Regions from separate parts of the Homo sapiens genome. Here region 1 is linked to region 2. A link is an interaction called in ENCODE POLR2A ChIA-PET data of the cell type or tissue named here. Cell type or tissue: PC-9. All regions are shown on one strand. Each heading gives the region's core, and the rest is flanking DNA. Links, peaks and the distances in the headings are about the cores only.

Region 1 (5,433 bases), core at 782-4,781, 120 kb before region 2:
AGCGGGCACTGCAGGCAGGGAGCACTCTGTGGCCTCTGTGACTCCTAGAGCCTGGCTACCTGGAGCCTGAGTGGGCATGAAGGGTGAGTAAGCCGGGGAACTAGGACACGTTAGCTAATGCAGAGCCTGGATCAAACACCACCACCACCATTTGCCCCCGCTCCCAAATGGTTATAAGCAAAACTCTCCTGTCTTCTGAGGTAGATTTCTTCATCATTACTTCTTTGCCATATGGAAATGTAATTTGACTTTTAGATTTAAATCTAGTAATGATTAATATATCAGAATTTACAGTGTTTGCAATGTCAAGGAGGCAACACCTGTAAACAGTTGGTTCAGGAATTGCTGGGAGTCTTGGCCTCTTTCCCTCTTGGTCGCCTGCTCAGCAGCAGCCTGTGTATTTATAGTCCATTATGGGCATAGGATGTTACCCTAACTGGTGCCCACAGTGAACAAGGGGCTAAGCCCTGTCTCTCGTCTGGTCTTAGGAGGGCTTCTGTTTAATGGGCTGAACTTAAAGGTCCTTCCCTGCAACCCCCACACAGCCACAGCCCATGGGCTGAAAGCTCAGCTGAACTCCCATTGTACCTCCCCAGCTCATCCTAGTGAATGTGCCAGGGCCCAGAGGGAGAGGTCAGGCTGTGCCAGCTCAGTGCTATACTGCAGGCACATGGATCCCCAACCCTGGGCCCTATTTTGAGGCAGTGTGGAGTGGTGGTCAAAGGGCTGGACTCCAGAGACAGACAGTCTTGGTTCAAACCTTGCTGTGTGATCTTGGGCAAATCAGTCCATTTATCACTGTCTCAGTTTCCTTATCTAAGAAATGGAGACCCTAATAGTACCTACCTTTTAGGGTTGCTAGGAGAAAAGTGCCTGGCACATAGTAAGAACTTACTACATGTTGGTTGTTTTTATGATTATTGTTATATAATTAGAAGAGTGACCAGGCTAGCAGCAGAGAGTCCTCATTCTCAGGAGAGTGGGAAGAGGGAGAGAGGTGAAGTGTCAGAGGGCTGCAGAGCCAATACCTGGCAGAGCCCCAGGCAGCAGGTTTGCCACTTGGGGGGCCTGGGTGGGGCCCAGGTAGCTTTCCTGGTTCTCAGGTCTTCATTTCAGACAGTGCTCTGAGCCTCCCATCCACAGTCCAGAGCCCATTCTCTGCCTGCCTCCTTCTCTACTATTGTCGCCACCTGCAGTCTTTCTGAGCAGCTGGTTAAGGTGCTACTATTCCTCCTCCCAAGGGTGAGGGCCAGCCCTGAACAAAAGGGCTCCGGAGGGAGCCACAAAACCAGATAGCCTCAGGTTTCCCAAATCGCCTCTCCTGCTGCCCTGGCTTCTCAACACCGTCACCTGTCTAAAAGCTTTTCTTGGTGTGGGCTGGAAGAATTTGGATAAAGTCTACCATCCCCGCTCTTCCTTAATCCTATTACCACAGCTTCTTTGCTCCCAGCTCTGTCCAGCTACCTAACCTCAAGGAAGCCAACAGGCGATGGAAAAGTTGGCATAAAAATGAGAATGTAGGCTGGACGTAATCCCACCTGTAATAACACCTGTAATCCCAGCACTTTGGGAGGCCAAGGACGGCAGATTGCTTGAGGCCAGGAGTTTGAGACCAGCCTGGGCAACGTAGTAAGCTCCTATCTCTACAAAAAATATAAAAATTAGTTGGGCATGAAGGCATGCACCTGTGGTTTCTGCTACTTCGGAGGCTGAGGTGGAAGATCGTTTGAGCCTGGGATGTCAAAGCTGCAGTGAGCCAAGATTGTGTCACTCCAACCTGGCAACAGAGGAGACCTTGTCTCAAAAAAAAAAAAAAAAAAAAAAAAAGAGAGAGAGAGAATGTAGGGGGATTGTCTGTGTCTTCCCACCATCCCCCTCCAGTAGGGATACCCCTTGCTTTCTTTCCCCTGCTTATTCTTCCCTTTGCCACCAGATTGAAGACTGATCAGAGACCATTCTCGTGGAGTGAATTGCTGAGCCCTGGCCTAAGCCAGGGCCTGAGCCAGGCAGAAGACCTATCTGGTGTCATCATTTTTTCTTCCCATCTCCCTCCAAACCTCTAGGTTCCCACTAAGCCTGGGCCCAGAATCCCATCCTTTCTGAGTCCTTTCCTTACTGTGCTCCCCTTTTTGATCTGGGTCTCATTCTCCCTCCCTCTCTCCCTCTCTCCTTCCTTGCCAGGGATGGGAGGTGCCCCTGAAGCCTCTGCCCAAGGATATCTGCTGTTTGACTCACTTTGGAGCCCTGATGTTCAGAGCTTGCCCTTAACATTGGGAGGAGAAAGAGAAAACAGCACCTGGAGGGGTGCTCAGAAAGTCTCAGATGGGATAGGGCTGGAGTGCAGTGGCGCAATCTCAGCTCACTGCAAGCTCTGCCTCCTAGGTTCATGCCATTCTCCCGCCTCAGCCTCCCGAGTAGCTGGGACTACAGGCGCCCGCCACCACACCCGGCTAATTTTTCTATTTTTAGTAGAGACAGGGTTTCACCATGTTAGGCAGGATGGTCTCGATCTCCTGACCTCATGATCTGCCCACCTCAGCCTCCCAAAGTGCTGAGATTACAGGCATGAGCCACCACGCCCAGCTGTCTACACCAATTCTTAAGAATACCAGAGAAGAGGAAACCTTCAGAGCTTGGAAAGATGTTGTAAACATGATATTGATTGAAGGCATTCATAGAGGATGCTTACCATGCAAAAGAGTCCACATGCATGTCCCCCATCATTCAAAACCTTAATGTTTCTCACATGGGTTTTCTTTTATATTTTATTTGAATGTCACATTCTGTTCTGCATATACATGCTTGTCCTGGAATTGCTTGGGTGCCATGGTCATCTGCACCCTAAACATTTTATGGGGATTCTGTATGTGGTAGAGACAGTATCATCTTAGACATGCATTTGGCTCTGATGGACTCAGTGGTCAGTTTAACCGGGCATAATGAAATGCTAAGAAAGCTAATTCATGCTGATTATACAAAAAAAAAAAAAAGCCAAATTCTTTACCTCTTGAAATATGACTATCAAGTAGACTGAATACACGCATTGCTCTGGTAGGAAAATCAGTTTCGGAAACTTGACTAACAATCCCAGAGTGTCAGAGTTGTGAGGGATCTCGGAGGTCATAGAGGAATTCACTGTCTCATCAAATGGATGAGGAGACCAAGTTAATACGTAAATCCTTTTTCCAGGAACCTGGAATTCACATGAGAATAAAGGATTCCTTTTACAATAGGGAACTGCTCCCTAATATATGTGTTTCTGACATTTCTGTATGTTGAGCTTCTATCAAGTTGGATGCCTCACTAAGAAATGTTTGGCTGCCTTCCACCCCCACCCCCCGCCAGGTGTCGGTGTCAGAGGTCAAAGCAGTGGCTGAAATGCAGTTTGGGGAACTCCTTGCTGCTGTGAGGAAGGCCCAGGCCAATGTGATGCTCTTCTTAGAGGAGAAGGAGCAAGCTGCGCTGAGCCAGGCCAACGGTATCAAGGCCCACCTGGAGTACAGGAGTGCCGAGATGGAGAAGAGTAAGCAGGAGCTGGAGACGATGGCGGCCATCAGCAACACTGTCCAGTTCTTGGAGGTATGGGGGTTGTGGGGGCAGAAGCATCCCACAGCTGCCCCATGAAGCACCCTCTCTTTGCTAGGCCCATGGCCATCTGTGAATGGAACTGTTTTTTGTTAAATGGTGTGCACAGGGAGCAGTGGGAACAGAGAGAAGCAGATTCTTCATTCAGCAGAGTATAGGAGGGGTAGGGAGGGAGAACTGCTCAGAGCAGGGAAGCTTGAAGCAGGTCCCGGAAGATGAGTCAGGTTCAACGTGCAGTATGTTCCAGGTAGAGGGAACAACATATGCAAAGGCAGAGAGGTTTGAGGAAGCACAGCTGATTTGGGGAGCCAAGGTACTTTAATAGGGGTGGAGCCTGGGGTACTGGGTGCAGAGTGATGAGACTGGCACGGCCAGGCAGGTGTATGGCTGGGAAGGGTTTCAGATGGGAGAATGATGGAGTCAGTGAGTATGTTTTATAAACCGCTCCAGCAGTCCACTGCATGGAGGTTTGCTTGGTAGGGATGAGACTGGAGCCTGCTGCTTTTCAGAGAGGGCTGTGGCTGGAGTAATTGAGGAGGGCTCAGAAGAGCAAATGCTTTTCATTACAATGTATCATTAGACATCAAACCGTAAGCCATTGGAACGAGATCTAAAGAACATGTAACCTTTCGAGGAAGGAACACTAGGTTGGGGGTAAGCTGCAACATCCTGAATCTGTCAGAAAACAGCTCTGTTAACAGCTCTTCACATCCCTGAGTCTCAAATTTCTCATTTATCAACAAGCCCACTGGAGTAAATAATTCAGAAGGCTCCATCCAAGCTCTGATATTCTGAAATACAATTTTTTCTTGCTTGCATTTTTGAAAAAATTCTCTGCTAGTTACAAAAAACAAATGTTTATTGTGAAAAACTTGGAAAGTACAAAAAAAGAAGAAAAAAAATCCATAATCCTTACACAAGTACAACATAGTTAACTTTTGAATGAGTAAAAGAGAAAGACAGACAAAAACACCAACAAAGCGTTTGTCAGTTTCTTTGCTTTTCAATATCAAAACACAAAGAAAATATGAATAACCATTTAATAACCATTTGGCTTCCCGCCTCACAAGTTTCCCTTAAGATCTACCCAAAGAGTATATAAATTATTTCTCTTTTCTCGTTTTGTAACTTTATTTATTTGTGTGTGTGTGTGTGTTGTTTTTTGAGATGGAGTCTTGCTCTGTCACCCAGGCTGGAGTGCAGTGGCACGATCTCGGCTCACTGCAACCTCCGCCTCCCAGATTCAAGCAATTCTCTGCCTCAGCCTCCCAAGTAGCTGGGATTACAGGCGCCCGCCACCACACCTGGCTAATTTTTATTTTTATTTGTTTTTTTTTTTTTTTTTGAGACTGAGTTTCACTCTTGTTGCCCAGGCTGGAGTGCAATGGCACGATCTCTGCTCACTGCAAGCTCCACCTCCCGGGTTCAAGCGATTCTCCTGCCTCAGCCTCCTGAGCAGCTGGGATTACAAGCATGGGCCACCATGCCCAGCTAATTTTTTGTATTTTTAGTAGAGACGGGGTTTCTCCGTGTTGGTCAGGATGGTCTTGAACTCCCAACCTTAGGTGATCTGCCCGCCTCGGCCTCCCAAAGTGTTGGGATTACAGGCGTGAGCCACCACGCCCGGCCAATTTTTTTTGTTTTTTCGAGACGGAGTCTTGCTCTTTCCCCCCAAGGCCGGAGTGCAATGGCACGATCTCGGCTCACTGCAAGCTCCGCCTCCTGGGTTCATGCCATTCTCCCGCCTCAGCGTCCCGAGTAGCTGGGACTACAGGCGCCCGCCACCACGCCCGGCTAATTTTTTGTATTTTTAGTAGAGACGGGGTTTCACCGTGTTAGCCAGAATGG
Region 2 (5,433 bases), core at 824-4,823:
TCATCTGGAGAAACATGGCTATCTGAGTGAGGCTGCTGTGGGTTGGTTAACACTCCCAGGCTTGTGGATTGGAGCGAGTTTGTGTTTAATTGGCTGTCTTTCCAAAGCAAGTGGCCCACATTGATATTGGTTGGTGAGAGAGGCCAATGGTCACTGATGATTGACTGTATTTACAACTGGCTGTGGGTGGTTGCTTGTTACAAATATAGCTACTAAGTTTGAGACAACTTTAAACTGCAGTTTTCTGTTTAAAAGTTGCCTTCCATCAACTATGTTTAAAATGAAAATGATTTCATATTCCAGAACTATAGACTTAATTTGGAAGTGTGGGTCAAGAGGAATTGTTTAATAATTGCTCTCAGGAAGATCTCTTTTTTTGATGCTTAGTCTTAACCAGAAGAATTCGCTACATAGTTAAAAAACAAACAAACAAACAAACAAACAAAAAGCAATTATTAATTTTGTTTCGGTTTTTAGTATTTTCAGAGACTTCTGCTAAACTCCTAATCTCCAGTGGGATATGTTTGTCTCTTTGTTAATGTATGTAGTTATATGATAGTGATATTCTTTTTTTTATTCCTTAATCTTTTTTTGTTCACTTTCTCTTCCATGCAATGATAGTGATATAATGTGTGTTTACTTCATAAAAAAGTAATTACAATTTTCTGCTGGCAAATCCAGCTTTTTATATTAAGACTAAGTACTAGACTAAATATGTGGGAAATTTACCAAATTATTTTATTTTCAAACAAACATATAACTAATCAGAATATTGCTATTTTTGAACAATATATAATGACTATACTGATATTTAGGAATTTTAACACTAAGATTTTTTTCTTCCCGAGACATTTCCTTGATTTCTTTCATGTAATATGTGCCTGTTATTTTTAAAACTTGGTTTAATCTGTTTAAACATTATTGTATTTAAAAACAAAACCCAAAACATAGCACAGATCTAAATATGAGTTTCATGTGTGAGAGTCATTGCCTGTGTGCAGTGGACTCCAGCTGTTTTTTTTTTTTTTTTTGAGACGCAGTCTCGCTCTGTCGCCCAGGCTGGAGTGCAGTGGCGCCATCTCAGCTCACTGCAAGCTCCGCCTCCTGGGTTCCCGCCATTCTCCTGCCTCAGCCTCCCGAGTAGCTGGGACTACAGGCACCCGCCACCGCACCCAGCTAATTTTTTGTATTTTTAGTAGAGACGGGGTTTCACCGTGGTCTCAATCTCCTGACCTCATGATCCGCCCGCCTCGGCCTCCCAAAGTGCTGGGATTACAGGCGTGAGCCACCACGCCCGGCCAGCTGTTTTTTTTTCTTTTCTTTTTTCTTTGTGACAGAGTCTCACTCTGTCACCAGGCTGGAGTGCAGTGGCAATCTCAGCTCACTGCAACCTCCAGCTCCTGGGTTCAAGCGATTCTTCTGCCTCAGCCTCCCGAATAGCTGGGACTACAGGTGCGCCACCATGCCCAGCTAATTTTTGTATTTTTAGTAGAGATGGGTTTCACCAAGTTGGCCAGGCTGGTCTTGAACTCCTGACCTCAGGTGATCCTCCCACCTTGGCCTCCCAAAGAGTTGGGATTACAGGCGTGAGCCACCGTGCCCGGCCTGTATTTTATTTTTATTTTTTTATTTTTGAGGACGGAGTTTCGCTCTTGTTGCCCAGGCTGGAGTGCAGTGGTACGATTTCAGCTCACTGCAACCTCCGCCTCCCGGCTTCAAGCAATTCTCCTGCCTCAGCCTCCCGAGTAGCTGGGATTACAGGTGCCCACGACCACACCTAGCTAATTTTTTGTATTTTTGGTAGAGACGAGGTTTCACCATGTTCGAGGCCAGGCTGGTCTCGAACTCCTGAACTCAGGTGATCCACCTGCCTCAGCCTCCCAAAGTGCTGGGATTACAGGTGTGAGCCACTGCACCCGGCCTGTAAGTAATTGTTATTTTGTTTTCTGTTATATGCAGCCATCTCCTGATATATGATCTGGGCCACCCTCTTAGATTCAAAGGCAGAATCAACAGGAATCTGATCTAACTGTTCTGAGCCCTGGAGCTTGGGCCCAGGCCTGTCTCCTCGGCTTCCTCCTGGATGGTGGGCTGCGAGGGCGGTTACAGCATTGTCCATCCATGTCCCCAGCTCTGAGTCCCTCACCTTCCAGACTCTCCTCAGCTGTCACCAACTGTTTGAGTTAGTTTCCCCAGGCCTCTCAGCTTCTACCTCTAAATGCCAGCAAAGGAGTGAAATCACACACCGGGAAAGCCTGTGGGAGGTGGAAGCTTCCCAGAGCAGGGCCTCAGTGGAGACAGGATTTCCGCAAGCAAAGAAGGGAACAACAGCACAGGCAGAGCTGCAGAGGTAGCGGAGGGGCTGGAGGGCAGCTGCACTGAGGGCAGGTGCCCAGAGGGAGTGGGAGGGAAGTCAAGACAGACAGTCCACAGGGACTGCAAGCAGGGCAGAAGACCTGTCCTTCAGGCCGGCAGATTTTAAAAAATAAACTTTAAGCCAGGTGCAGGGGCACATGTCTGTAGTCCTAACTACTTGGGAAGCTGAGGCAGCAGGATCACTGGAATCCAGGAGGCTGGGGCTGCAGTGAGCTATGATCACACCACTGTACTCCAGCCTGGGCGACAGAGTAAGACTCCGTCTCAAAAAAAAAAAAAAATTAAAAATGAGTTACTTATATCATCTGGATATATGTCCTTTGTCATCGGATATAGGTCCTTTGTCTTCAGATATATGTAGTGTGAATATTTTCTCCCAATCTGTGTCTTTCGATATAGGCAGTTAAAAAAAAATGAATGTATTTAATCCTTTCAAAGGCTCTACACTATTTTGGGAGAATGAGAGGGCTTCAATCTGTTACACACAGACTTAGAGTGATATGTCACAGAATTACATCTAGGTAAGAAGCAATGTGATGCTGGGCGTGGTGGCTCATGCCTGTAATCCCAGCATTTTGAGAGGCCGAAGTGGGCGGATCATCTGAGGTCGGGAGTTCAAGAGCAGCCTGACCAACATGGAGAAACTCTGTCTCTACTAAAAATATAAAATTAGCTGGGCGTGGTGGCGCATGCCTGTAATCTCCGCTATTCGGGAGGCTGAGGTAGGAGAAATAGCTTGAACCCGGGAGGTAGAGGTTCCGGTGAGCTAAGATTACGCCACTACACTCCAGCCTGGGTGACAGAGCGAGACTCTGTCTCAAAAAACAAAACAAAACAAAAAAAGAAGCGATGTGTTAGGTAAGAGGTAGGTGTGTTCCTTAAAAAAGTGGCATATCAACTAAATCTGGGTGAGTTAGGCCTCTGAGGGTGGCCGTTTGCAGGTCTGTAACATCTAAGGGGGAGAGATTTTTATTTATTTATTTATTTATTTTTTATTTATTTTTTTATTTTTTTTGAGACAAGGTCTGGCTCTGCCGCCCAGGCTGGAGTGCAGTGGTGCAATCTCAGCTCACTGCAAGCTCCACTTCTCAGGCTCAAGCCATCCTCCCGAGCCATCCTCCTGGGCACTACTGGTGATACTTGCTGAGTCACAGCAGCACTCCACCCGCCAGGACTTGTTTTTCATTTCCATAATTGGAAAGTGCAGAATCAGGGGCAGATGAGTAGCTGGAACTACAGGCGTGTGCCACCACGCCTGACTAATTTTTTGTATTTTTTGTAGAGATGGGGTTTCACCACGTTGCCCAGGCTAGTCTTGAACTCGTGAGCTCAAGAGATCTGCCTGACTCAGCCTCCCAAAGTGCTGGGATTACAGGCATGAGCCACCATGCCCAGCCATGTGTGAATATTGAGTCACACCTGTGTGAGAGACAGCTGGATGTGTGTGTGATGTATGAGTGTGTGTGATTTGTGAATGTATGTGTCATCCACATGGGGAACATTTGAGTGTGAGTGATGTCTTCATGTATGTGTGAGATACCTGTGTGTACATATGACATCAGAGTCCTTCACTGGACATTGCAAAGGACGCTGGTGGGGTAGGGCCTCTTTCTTACTGAGTTCACAGAATGAAGTGCCATAGGGGCCTCCAAGTGCTGGTGGCCCTGTTGGCATTACTGGGCAGAGCTTGCCTGAGAATAAAATCACCAAAGAAAGACAAAACCCTGGAGATAGTGGAGCACTGGATCTAGCCATACGAAGCTGTCCCCTGGGCTTTTTAGCTGTGGAAGTCAGCCTCACCCCTCCTCAGTTAGCCCCTTTCCCTTTACATTTAGCTGGTTCAAGCTGAGTTTTATTGCAAAAGTCCTGACTAATACAAATACTTATGATAGAATGTGAATGGGGAAAGCCTTCCATTTACTAAGATTTCAAGCAAATGCAAGATTTGAATGCTTCAGAAGGAGGTACACCAGCCTTACCCCCTGGAGGCCCCAGGAAGCAAAGCCACCAAGGCAGGCCTCAGCACCACCAGGCCCCAGTCCTTAGGCCTCCCTAGGAGGTGCTTCCAGTGAAGGGGGAAGGAAAAACTGCTTGCAGGACAGTGGCATAGGGGCTCTCCAGCTGGGGCAGGGCAGTGTAGGTAGGGGAGGAGATCAGTGGGCCCGAAGTTTGGCTTAGGGTGCTCCTCCCTCCAGCTTAAGGGAGGGATTTAGAGAGGCTGAGCCAGAGATACAAGGTTTGGAGAGTGTTTGTTATGATTCGGGCTAGAGGCCTTGGCGATGCCTGTCTTTGGCAGGGAGAGACCCGATAAAGTTGAGTTGGGGGGTAATTTACCGGGGGATCATCAGTCCCTGATTCTGCACTTTCCAATTATGGAAATGAAAAAAAAGTCCTGGTGGGTGGGGTGCTGCTGTGAGCCAGCACAGTGTCACCAGTAGTGCCCAGGAGAAAGCTGTTGAGAGTAGGGTGTGGGCAAAGGGCTCAAAGCCCAGATCTTGGCTAGGTGCTGCCACCAGGAGGAGGAGGCTGCCACGGGGGCCTGTGTGTGGGCCGTGCCAACCTTGCTGTGGCTTTGGTTTATTGACATTACCATAAATATGTTATTCTACTCCATCCACCTCAATAGTGACATGAAGTAGGTGGCATTAGCCCATTTACAGATGAGGAAACTAACAGAGAGAAATGACTTCTAAGGTTGTACAGCTAAAATGGTAATGCTAATGCTAATATATATATATATTTTTAGACGGAGTCTCGCTCTGTTGCCCAGGCTGGAGTGGCAGGATCTCAGCTTAGCTCACTGCAGCCTCTGCCTCCCTGGTTCCAGTGATTCTCCTGCCTCGGCCTCCTGGGTAGCTGAGATTATAGGCATGCACCACCACGCCCGCCTAATTTTTGTATTTTTAGTAGAAACAGGGTTTCACCATGTTGGCCAGGGTGGTCTTGAACTCCTGACCTCAGGTGATCTGCCTGCCTCAGCCTCCCAAAATGCTAGGATTATAGGCGTAAGCCACTGTGCCGGGTCTACAAAACTCCTTCTGTTTTTTTTTTTTTCTT

What was found. ChIA-PET counts read pairs that join two places held together with the same protein. Peaks named below come from ENCODE experiments on the same cell type or tissue, not always from the same donor. Only the 100,000 strongest peaks of a DNase experiment are listed, where the experiment ranks them.
Region 1: POLR2A ChIA-PET joins it to region 2 with 8 read pairs; 2 of 35 experiments call an interaction of 5 or more read pairs at or near these places.

The regions. Positions count from the first base shown.
Region 1 is chr17:18,724,180-18,729,612 of GRCh38, forward strand. It overlaps the pseudogene TRIM16L. Among named protein-coding and RNA genes, the nearest start is that of FBXW10, 17 kb to the right of the region's middle. In PC-9, for the core only: no CTCF peak of the experiment used is centred there; no DNase peak of the experiment used is centred there; H3K4me3 peaks cover 821 bases; H3K27ac peaks cover 2,687 bases.
Region 2 is chr17:18,846,500-18,851,932 of GRCh38, forward strand. No RefSeq gene overlaps it. Among named protein-coding and RNA genes, the nearest start is that of PRPSAP2, 8.9 kb to the right of the region's middle. RefSeq lists an enhancer at 3,648-3,707. In PC-9, for the core only: no CTCF peak of the experiment used is centred there; no DNase peak of the experiment used is centred there.